Regions from separate parts of the Mus musculus genome. Here region 2 is linked to region 1. Evidence: chromatin loops called from intact Hi-C (ENCODE). Cell type or tissue: heart. All regions are shown on one strand. Each heading gives the region's core, and the rest is flanking DNA. Links, peaks and the distances in the headings are about the cores only.

Region 1 (5,382 bases), core at 327-5,326:
TTCTGTTGCTATCTGTCACTCTGAAGTGACAGGTTTCTTTCTAAGAACATAGGAAGGTAACTCCCCCATCGCTATCACATGAAATGGTAGATTTCTTTCCAAGAACACAGAAGATGAGGTGGCGAATCGCTTTCTTTCCACTGCGACTCGGAAGGGCAACAACAAATAGTGTAAACAAAATGAAACTCTTGAGACAAACTCACATAATTTAAATATGTAAATGAGCACTTGCAAAATATTCTAAAGAAGTCTAGAACCAGAGAAACGGAGTTGTATAATTTTTCTCTCTCCAGGCTCATGTAAACAGAAATAAAATAAATCAAATAAAAGGAAGATGTTAGCTTGAGTTAACTGAGTAGATGCAGTGTCTCTGTCATCTCTTTTAGAAGAATGGAAATATATATATATATACATATATATATATGTGAGAAATGCCTACCCATCTTATAAAGCATGGTCTACGCTGAAGTTCAGCAGCATCAGTAAAACCCTCAAAGCTTAAAACACTTTCACTGTAAAGCACCCTGACATGAAGCATCCATACACTAGAAGGGGATCAGGCCTGGGGAAGGATTACAAGAGAGACACTTCCTAGCTGAGTGACTCAGAAGTGGCCTAGTCTTCCTGAGACTCAATTTCCTTCTTCCTAAAACAGTTAAGGATATTTCTCACCACGCACCGCAACAGAAAGGGTTAAATCAGGGGTAAGGGAGGAGTCCACTATGAAATGACCCCAAGGAGAAGCTTCACACCGTCCACTGATCTACTTCTATTGCCGATGGCTGCTATACTTTCCAGGTGCACGCAAACAAATCATCACAAATCACTCATGTCATCACATCTCAAAACTGTGTCAAACATCTGCTCACTCTTTGCTTGGGAAGCTGTATGCTGTGTGAGAAAAGCGAGGGCTAGAGGCAAAAATCCAGCTGCCAGAGAAGCAGCTGTCCCTTCCTGAGCCATCAGCCATCCCTTCCCACCTCCCTTCCCACTGGCTCCAAACTCAATTTCCTCCCTGTAAAACTGACCCTGGTGTCAACTTAGAACTGCTAAGAGTAACCAAGAGGGTTTGTGTCAGGTGTATGAACTTTTAACCGTTCCCATTTATCTCTCACCAAGAATGGGGCTGCTACATCCTATGATACAGAATATATTACACAAAATTAGGTTGAAGCCTAAAGTTGTTATCTCAAACAACTCTAAATCTAGACCAAAGTCCGACCAAAGCAGACCAAGTGGCAGGAGTGACATTCGCAGCCCTTTGACTCAGAAAGTATAAGTTCCTGTACTTTCTTTCATTGAAAGATCAAATACCATCGGCTATTTTAAAATTCAATGGCATCGTTAATAACTATAATAAAGAGCATCTACTATACTGTACTCTTCGTGGAGGCCAGTAAGATGGCTCTGTATAAAGTCACTTTCAGTCAAGGCTAATGGCCTGAGTTCAACTTCTGGTCCCCATCACAAATTGTCCTCCTGTGTGCAGTCACACAGACACACGCTCATACACATACATACACTAAATAAACAAACAAATAAAATAGTTTTAGACACTCTTCATGACTAGTGCAATCTAGCAAATGAGCAAGTCCCTGCTTCAAGGGACCTAAGAATACCTGGCTGGCCATGGGCCATGGGAGAGCACAAAGTGAGGCAGCCATACTACAAGACTGCACACAAGAAGGTGAACCCTGCTTCCATTGGCACCCCAACCAATTGGACAGAACCATGACAAAAACAAGCAAACAACACAGGAAAGAAAACCTGACAAATAAGCCCCAATCTACCATCGCTTTCCTGTTCTGGACCTGAAAATACTACTCTGTCAGACAGGGACAGGCAGCCCTGATCAACCTCTCTGTAAAGTCAAACTATGTAACAACCAACTCCAAATAAATGGGAGACTCAGTCTCCCTGCTCCTAAAGAAAAACATAAATTTCTTCCAGACAGATAAATCTAAAATCATTTATCAGTTACCTTTTCCATATTCACGTAAACAATTTTATTCAACAGTCTAGAATGCCTTTCCTTAAGGTTGATGATGAGAAGAATAAACCACTCAAAAGTTAAACAGAACACTTTAAATCAATAACTGTAAAACTAAACATCTTTGTGTTGTTGAGGACACATCACTTCACCCAGTAACCCTCTGACTACAACTTTTACTCAAGGGCTTTTAGAAACGAGATTCCTAAGTAGCTGACTTCAATCTAGCTGAGCATCGATAGATATAATATACAAAATATACAAATTAATAAACCACTTAGGTTGCAGCATAACACATACACTAGAATACACCTATTGACAGAATATTTACTTAGAACTGTAATATAAAATGTAAGTAATTTGCAATGACAAAGCCAGATGCCACTATAGACACCTAATGATATTCACCCTAAAACCCTGCCTAAGAGAGGCCTCTAGTGGCTATGGTCAGTTACTAACCACTGGGATCTACCTCATGGAGAATCTGTGATCGTGGTCATTCTCACTGCTACCTTCTTTTCTTTCTATAACCTCTCTAACTTTTACTCTTTCTCTGCCCCCACTCTCTTCCTTTCTCTCTACCTTATTACCTCTGTTGCACACACATAGCCTCTAGCAAAATATGTAGCTTTCAGTCACTGAATTAAAATGCCAATTTTTTTTTAATGCATATAAACCAATGAGCAGCACTTGTTCACCAGGAACACGTGGGAGGAAAGCCCTCAGTTTCCCGTGAGTACAGGGTGCAGCCATGAGGTACAAAGCCCCAAAATTTAACTACTACTCAGCTCACGGCAGCAACCTTCCTTTTAAAATGGCATCAAAGGTGATCTAAACCAGCCCAATGAAATGATGCTTTTAAAGGTTGCAAAGTTAGGGTTAGGTTGATGAGCCTTCACAAGGTAGGTTTTCCTCTATCTAAATGCACTCATCAACCAAGGCATAAATGGGAAGGCTAGGCCATCTTGGTTCTTTTTGATATGCGCAGAGCTCCCTGAAGTCTCCCTTTTTCTTACTGAGTGAGACCTCTCTGCTCCCAAACTTTTCCTTTCCTAACCTACCCTGCCAGCTACCACCTGTCTGGCCCTTAGGCAACATCCTGGTAGAGTATTTTATGGAAAGAAAAGAAATTGCTATCAAGAAATGAAGTAAAGAACATTACTGAATCAGGGACAACTGATTTAAGCCATGCTCTGTGCCACAAATGAATTATTTCACGTTGCTTATCTCCTATGACCACCCAGTTCCAAATACACACAGCTACAGGTGCCCCTGACCTGAAGCCACAGAACAACTGCTCCCGTGTATGGACAACCAGAGTCGGCCATATAACCGATGCTTAACAAAATGGAAAGTGTGAGGGAAGGTGCTAAGGAAAAGGAGGCAGAATGGAAAAAGTAAAATCTATATTCTTTTGTGATTTTGTTCTTTTCTTTTTAATCATAAGAAAAATAAAAACATTGTGTTTTAGACAGGGCTTCTATTACTGCAACAAAACACAATGACCAAAAACCAAGTTGGAAGGAAAGGGTTTACTTGGGTTTCCCGTCCAGATAACAATCCCTCATTGGAGAACGTTAGGGAAGGAACGCAAGCAACCTGGAGGCAGGAGCTGATGCAGAGGCCATAGAGGGATGCTGCCTATTGGCTTTCTTCTGCTGGCTTGCTCAGCCTGCCTTCTTCTAGAGCCCAGGTCCACCAGCCTAGAGATGGCACCACCCACAAGGTGCTGAGCCCTCCCCCATTGATGACTAATTGAGAAAATGGCTAACGTCTGGATCGCATGGAGCCATTTCCTCAACTGAGGCTCCTTTCTCTGTGATGTTTCTGGCTTGTGTCAAGTTGACACACAAAACCAGCCAGTACATGTTGCTTTGGGGTGGGGACAGGGGAAACAAAGGAAGCTGTGGCACTATCTTGTACTAGGACATTCTCCAAAGAGAAAAGCACTGATTCAACATAGAGAGGTGCTTATGAAGAACGGAAGCCAATCAGCTCAGGCATGGGAAGGGCAGGCCTACGAGAGGGAACCAATCAGTTCGGGCATGGGAAGGGCAGGCCTACGAGAGGGAACCAATCAGTTCGGGCATGGGAAGGGCAGGCCTACGAGAGGGAACCAACAACTAGGATGTGCTCCAGCTAAAAATCCCATTGACAGTGGCACACCTGCAGTGCACTCTGGGAAATGAGAGGCGAAAAGGCTGCCAAAGCGCAGCCTGATAGAACGAGGTCTGAATTTGGTAAAACATGGGCTTCTGATTTATGAAACGATACCATAGACCAGTCTTGTCTCAGGTACAAATTATGATCACTGGGCTCTCAAGCATTCCTAGACAAAAATGCACGGTGAAGTCAACATGAAAATTAGAATTAAAAAGCAAAACCTAAAATCGAAGCACAAAAAGGTATTTTTAAAACCCATCAGGAGGACCAGTCTGTACTGCCCAAATATTCTTGGATGTGTGGCCTTCTTATTCTCTGAATCCTGGCTAAGGATGGCTCTCTGTATTAATTGTTCTCTAACATAAATAAAAACTTCTCTATGAGGGTTGAGAACTGCACTAATCTATGGGTATAATAAGTCACTATGGGTCACCTTAGCACTATGTCCACTTAGCAGAATAATAGAAGGCTCTCCCAAAGCTGTCATTCTGATAGCTTTTACAGTCTGCTTCTTAGGCAAGTCACATGAAGATAATCTGCAGATATACTGCCAAAAAAGGGTGTGGTAAGGTACTCTTAGAAGAAAACGGTGTTGTGCTTTAGCAGATCTGAGACTAGTAAGGACTTTTGTGGATCCAGTCAACCTCAGTAAAGCACTTGACTTGGTTACAAATACTTTTAACAGTATCTTAGATCCTTGTATAGTGGTCAAAACCTAGCGAAAACACAGCTACCCTTACTTGCAATGTTGTCTTTGCCACTTGTATTTTCAGTGTGGATGGAACTTCAGCTTGGAGATATGAGGTTCAGTCCTGATGTGATGGGGAGAGTGTTCTGTGTTCTGATATGTAAGTAATCAGGTAAATTATTTTTAGAATTTTATTTAACTGTGTCTATGTCATCTACATTCAAAAAGGATTTGTAGCACCTTAGGTCAAAACACAAATATAATAACATACCAAATTAGTATCATGAGATCAAAGAGACAGCCAGAGGAAGAAAGGAGAAATATTGACATTTCTATCAATTTGGCTTCTCCTTCCTTTATTAAATGTACTAGTTGCATTTGTGTGTGAGCCTAGATTGTCAAGCCACTGTCCTGAAAGCTCTAATCACCTCAGGAAGATGAAAGACAAGACCAGCATTTTCTGCTGAATGAGGCCGCTGGCTTGTTGGCCTCATTATCTTGGTTCTGTGTTGGGCTACTTTCATCACGATGATTCCCTGGT
Region 2 (5,382 bases), core at 171-5,170, 230 kb before region 1:
GGAGCTCACCACACCATGAAAAAAATGGAAAAGAATTTCATGTGCTTATGAATAATTTTAAAAGGCATTTTCCTTTGGGGTATGGCCAAAGAATCCATCATGTCGCGTGTGACTTTAAGAGTTCTCAAACTTTCCAGCATCCTCTGTTAGGAAGGCTTCCATGTTTTCTACATCTCTTTGACATCACTCTTTAGCCTCTTATTCTGTTCTACACGTTCACAGCATGTTTTTAATCAACATAGTCCATGTTTTTGTATGTCTGTCACAGCACAGACTTTGTCATAATTTAAGTAAAGCATCTCTATATTATTCAACACCCATGTTAGTTACTGGAAACACTGCTCTTGAAAAGGTCTCTTAATGTTGCCATTTCTGCTCCATAAGATAAAAACAGACAGAAAGTCCTGAGTCTCTAAGAGATGAAGTAACAACCCGAAGACAGACAGACAGATGGTGGTGAGGCCGAACTCTGTTTCTCCTACATGCAGACAGCCTCCACTGCTGATAGGAAAACTCATTCAATAGAATTGCTCCCGTATTTGGACAAGCACATAACTTAGATAGCTAGTACTACACATTACATCCATTAACCCTTTCTAAACCCAAACATAGTCTGTGTTCTAAAGGAAGGCTGCCTTAAAAAGGAGCATTGCTCCAACGTAAGCAATCTGTAGATGACTTTATGGACTACACAGATGATGGCGACCACAGACCACACTGGCAATACTGACTTATGAACTCCGTGGCCATTCCAAAGATGCAGCTTCAACTCACTCATCTCAACCACACACAACTCGACAAGGTTGATGCTCTTAGGTCCATGTCATTGATAAACGGAACACAAAGAAATTAAATGATTCACTGAAGAGCGCACAGCTCGCTATGCATCATGACAAGGGTCAAACCTAGGGGGAGTCTCTTTAAAGTCTTTAAGTACTCTACTATTCTAGCCCAGAGAAAGTGATAAAAAGTTATATTCAGCAAGCTGCTCAGCAAAGCTTGGTCTTATAGGCAACACAGGAAGTGCGAATTCGATTAAAGTAAGTAAGAAGAATTCATATGTTACTAAATGGCTTGTGCTAAGAGATACCGGTTAGCATCACTTACTGTGGGCACTACCATGGATTCAGGCTAATGATCCAGCTCATTCCTATAAAATGGATGCTCAGTACATGGGAGTTCTTTGCACTTGCTGGAACCACATTTCCAGGTAGCGTTCTATGTTCACTATGATTTGTGAAAATGGTCTCCTAATGTGAGGATGCACCCCCATAATCCCATGCCAGAAGGATCGCAAGTCTGAGGACTGCAGAGGGGGACCCATTGCAAAAGGTAAAATGTGTAAAACTAGGGTTATAAGTTGAGGCAGCCTAAGCTTTTAGAGGAGAGGTTCATCTCGGTGCTTCACCTCACTGAGCAGGTCTGGCTGTCACATAGGTAGCTTCTGACTTGTCTTCATTAGGTTAATAAGCCAAGCCTCTTTGACAGAGAAAACAATTGGAAATCGAAGGTTAAATGACCAGTAAAGGCTTAAAAACATTGAGTCCCGGTAAGTCAGAGGAATCAAAGTAGTAAGGCAAGGTACTGGAAATACACTGTCAAGATATCGTGGCCTCCTGTTTAAGTTTAGCTGCTAAAGGCAACTTCACAAGGCTAAAACTTCAGCCTGCTACTTCTCTATTGAGTTACTTGACCTTTCTAGCTTCTAATTTACTGATCTGAAAAAAAATGGTAATAATGACACCCTTCATACTTTTGCTTTGAGAATTAAACATATATATGTGTGTGTGTGTGTGTGTGTGTGTGTGTGTATAAAAAAGCAAAAAGGAAGAGAGAGAAAGAGAGACTGCTTAATAAAATAGTGTAAATTCAAAGAAATTTTTAGGCATAAACCAGTAGATTCCTTTCTCTTTGTTATTTATATCACTTGAATGAACACAGTAGGCATGTGACATCATCCAGTTCTCGGGTGACACCACCCTGAGACTCTGCAAAGGGTTAGATGGTATAACTACTCTCCTCCTGCTGTCTCCGTTTTAGCCCCACCTCTTTGTTCTTTTCTTAAAGGTTCACTTATTTTCAGTCTATGTGTATAAGTATTAGACGGCATGTGTGTATATAAGTACACCACATGCTTTCCTGGTGCCCACAGAGGCAAGAAGAATGTGTCATTGGATCCTTTGGAACAAGAGTGACATGTGGTTGTGACCCACCATACTTACTGGAAACCAAACCGAGGTCTCCTGCAGAAGCATTGAGTGTGCCTCACTGCTGAACTATCTCTTCAGTCCTTCATTGTTCTTTTGTAAGCTATAGTCTGTACCCAGGCCTACTACAACTTTCCCACAGAGTGGCCTTGCCACAATACAGCCCTATTCTGGTGTTTTGTACCCATCTTTCTGTCCCCACATCATCCACATTAATAGTTAATGTTTGCCTGATTTAAATGCAGTTGCAAAGTGCATGTGCAAATTCCAGGCAATTTCCATTTGAAAACAGGATGACTCATTAAGGTCCCTTCTGATAAACATACTGCAGGCTGGCCTGGTGGGTTTTCAATGTCTGCACTTCCAGGTGCTCCTGACAGAAAGGGAGCAATAGGAGCTGCCTGACACTGGCTTGAGGAAAAAAACAGCCTTGCTATTGACAATGGGCTGGTCCATTGCCTGGAAACAGGTAGAAGCGTCCTTGGCTTGGAGCTGGAGGGTGCCATGCGCCCTCTGCTGGCTCCCAGCCTGCTCCTCCTGTCTTCAGGGCTCTAGCATCCGCGCAGCTGGAGGTGAAGAGGAGCCTAATGGTAAATATAAATAAGAGGAACTAGTTACTGAGTTTGGGAGGCCTACAGGTCAGCATCCACAAAAGAGCTCTTCCACACTGCGAGCCACCACGCCCAAGTCCACCTGACTCTAATTTTGTGCAGTTGGGAAAACACAGGGCAGATCCCTGGGTGAACAGCAGAGAATCTGTTAGGGCTGCTGATTCTCTGGCTGTGACATCAATTTGAAGGGGCAGAACATCAAAGCTACTTCTTAACCTTCACCATTGTTTATTAATGCTTCTCCCTGCCTAAAACAGTTGCCTCATTATTATGCCTGGGAATACCACCCTTGACCTTGTTCGTGAAGAAAAGGAAAGAAGAACACTGGGAAATAATTTCTTTCAGACAGACATGCTGATGAAAAGTCGCTCACTGCACATCCAGCTTTCTGTCTCTCTCTGAATTTTTAATCTTGTTTGTGTTGGATGAGTCCCGTACCTCTCCGGTTTTTCTGACTATTGATACTTGCCGAGGGGTTATTCTATTCCGAAACTAGATTTTGTTTGAAAGAGGCAGACACTGCACCTGGAAAAGCTAGCTAGAGAAACAACAATATTATTTTACTAACTCCCTGGGTACCATCCCTATTCCTCACAGCTTGCATGAGAGATTGCACTCATAAGAAAACACATTTTCAGTGAGCAATTACAAGTGAGAGACGTCTCGCTTTGCTGAAAGGCATTGCTTTTAAATGGATGCCAAGGAGTGATGCTTGTATACTCGGACTGGGAAGGACATTATGTGTTTCAGAACTGCTTAAATCACCCCCTGAAACTTGCAGTGTCCAAGGGGAGTGGATGTCTTCATGCAAAATTTAAGAGAAATACTGAGACAACATCTCCTGCAGCAACAGTTATTTCAGAAGTTCCAGTGTGATTAACAAGTGTCTGTTTCATCTTTTCCTCTGTTTAAAATCAGACCACAGTCTTATAAAGCAAAATAGCACAAAGGCTTTCACAAAAGAGGATGAGATTCCTGTAGATCCTTTTTTTCTGGTTGAGTTCAATTATTGGCCACACAGTTCATCTATTTTTGGTTATTAGCCAGTAATGATGAAGTAGAGAGTCTGATTATTTTAGAGAATCATAAAAGATTACTAAAGTCAAAATGGTTTGATTTCATTAATATTTACTTTGATTTATTGGCCAGATTAAAGTTCAGTGAAGTAATAGGTGTTATAATTTTCAGTCAATATACAATAAATGCCATTGTGACATTTGAATTCTGTATCAACATCACATTCAAAACCTGGACTTCTCAGGCAAAGTACCTTAAAATGTCTATTCAGAACTCTAGGATTCAACACCTATACAAAGAAGGGTAAGCAGCCCAGAGGATTGACAACAGATCCGTAATCAAAACCAACAGTTTCAGTAGACTCCACATTCCACACAGGGCTTTAAAAGTAGAAAGCCCCTCAGTGATGAGCTAGCTCTTCAATATCTGTATTGATCAAATAATGTGTGGTCTGATCACATCACACATCCAATGGTGGGCCACCAATCCCAAAGATGGCTTATGCATAATAAATGTTTGCAGTATACTCAGCAGCTAAGTGAGCAATTTCTATACTCCTGAATGGGTCTCGGAATAGCTCATTCATTCAGTCCATGACAGTGTGGGGCTAAAATCTAACAGTTGCTTCTTCAGTAGAAGACAGAAATGTGGCAATGTAATACTCAGACTATACCAAATCAATACTATATATAAAAAAAAGGGGGATGGAAAATTTTCAACTGAGTTCCTTCGTATATCAACTACTAATCTCATTGTCCCAGACCATCAATAAACATGTTATGTGGAAGGAAAAAGGAAAAAGGAAAAAGGGAGGAGGTTTTATTTTTGACTTACATTTGAGGGGACACCTGCCCTTGTGGCATGGAGGGCATGTGGTAATGTGTAGTATCTTGTAATGATGCATTCATGATCAAGAAGCAGAGAGAAATAAACAATAGTTTTCAGCCCAAGTTCTCCCAGTTCAGGAGCCCAGCTCAGGAGGAGGTGCTGCACATATTCAGGGTGGGTCTGACCTCTTTGGTCAAAGTTATCTGAAAATACTATCATTGACAAAACCCAAAGTAGTTTCCATGGTGATTGTAAATTCAGGCAAGAGGACAATTAAGATTGACTATCATACTAATACATCTGGGAAAGGAACAAATTTAAGCTTATTGAATCATCGTGAAAAACACATGAAATAACCACTTCTAAAAAGAAAAACACATTAAAATGCAATTACTCAGACCATTTGGAAATGAAAATATTTCCCTATGTCGGTTTCGAAAGTGAGCTCCATAAAGACATTATCTTAATAATTAATTAGCTTTCTTGATATAAATGTGTTGGACTTGAGAAATGTGTCTTCTGTGAATGCACTGTATATCAATGCAATCTCAGTGACATCAATTACCATTTTAAAGTCTGCCTCTGATTACAGGGTATGAGTTTAAAATGCAAGTCAGTTGCACAAATATTGTGTCTTGCTTATGAATGTCAGCAGCACTATTTAGCAGATACTCGTCTCTTTATTTGACAGCAATAGCAAACATCTTCAAGAACACCCA

The links. Peaks named below come from ENCODE experiments on the same cell type or tissue, not always from the same donor. Only the 100,000 strongest peaks of a DNase experiment are listed, where the experiment ranks them.
Region 2: a loop joins it to region 1, with 2.0 times the contacts of the local background. A loop is called at or near these places in 7 of 42 quality-filtered maps.

Annotation. Positions count from the first base shown.
Region 1 is chr9:84,016,869-84,022,250 of GRCm38, reverse strand. The region is part of intron 8 of Bckdhb (branched chain ketoacid dehydrogenase E1, beta polypeptide); the gene reads right to left. It overlaps Gm46124 (a long non-coding RNA gene), which reads left to right. Exons shown (of 3, transcript XR_001779250.2): 2 at 4,927-5,001. Among named protein-coding and RNA genes, the nearest start is that of Gm46124, 5.2 kb to the left of the region's middle. In heart, for the core only: a CTCF peak has its summit at 2,426; no DNase peak of the experiment used is centred there.
Region 2 is chr9:84,250,755-84,256,136 of GRCm38, reverse strand. No RefSeq gene overlaps it. Among named protein-coding and RNA genes, the nearest start is that of Gm26146, 65 kb to the right of the region's middle. In heart, for the core only: a CTCF peak has its summit at 2,721 (motif pointing left); no DNase peak of the experiment used is centred there.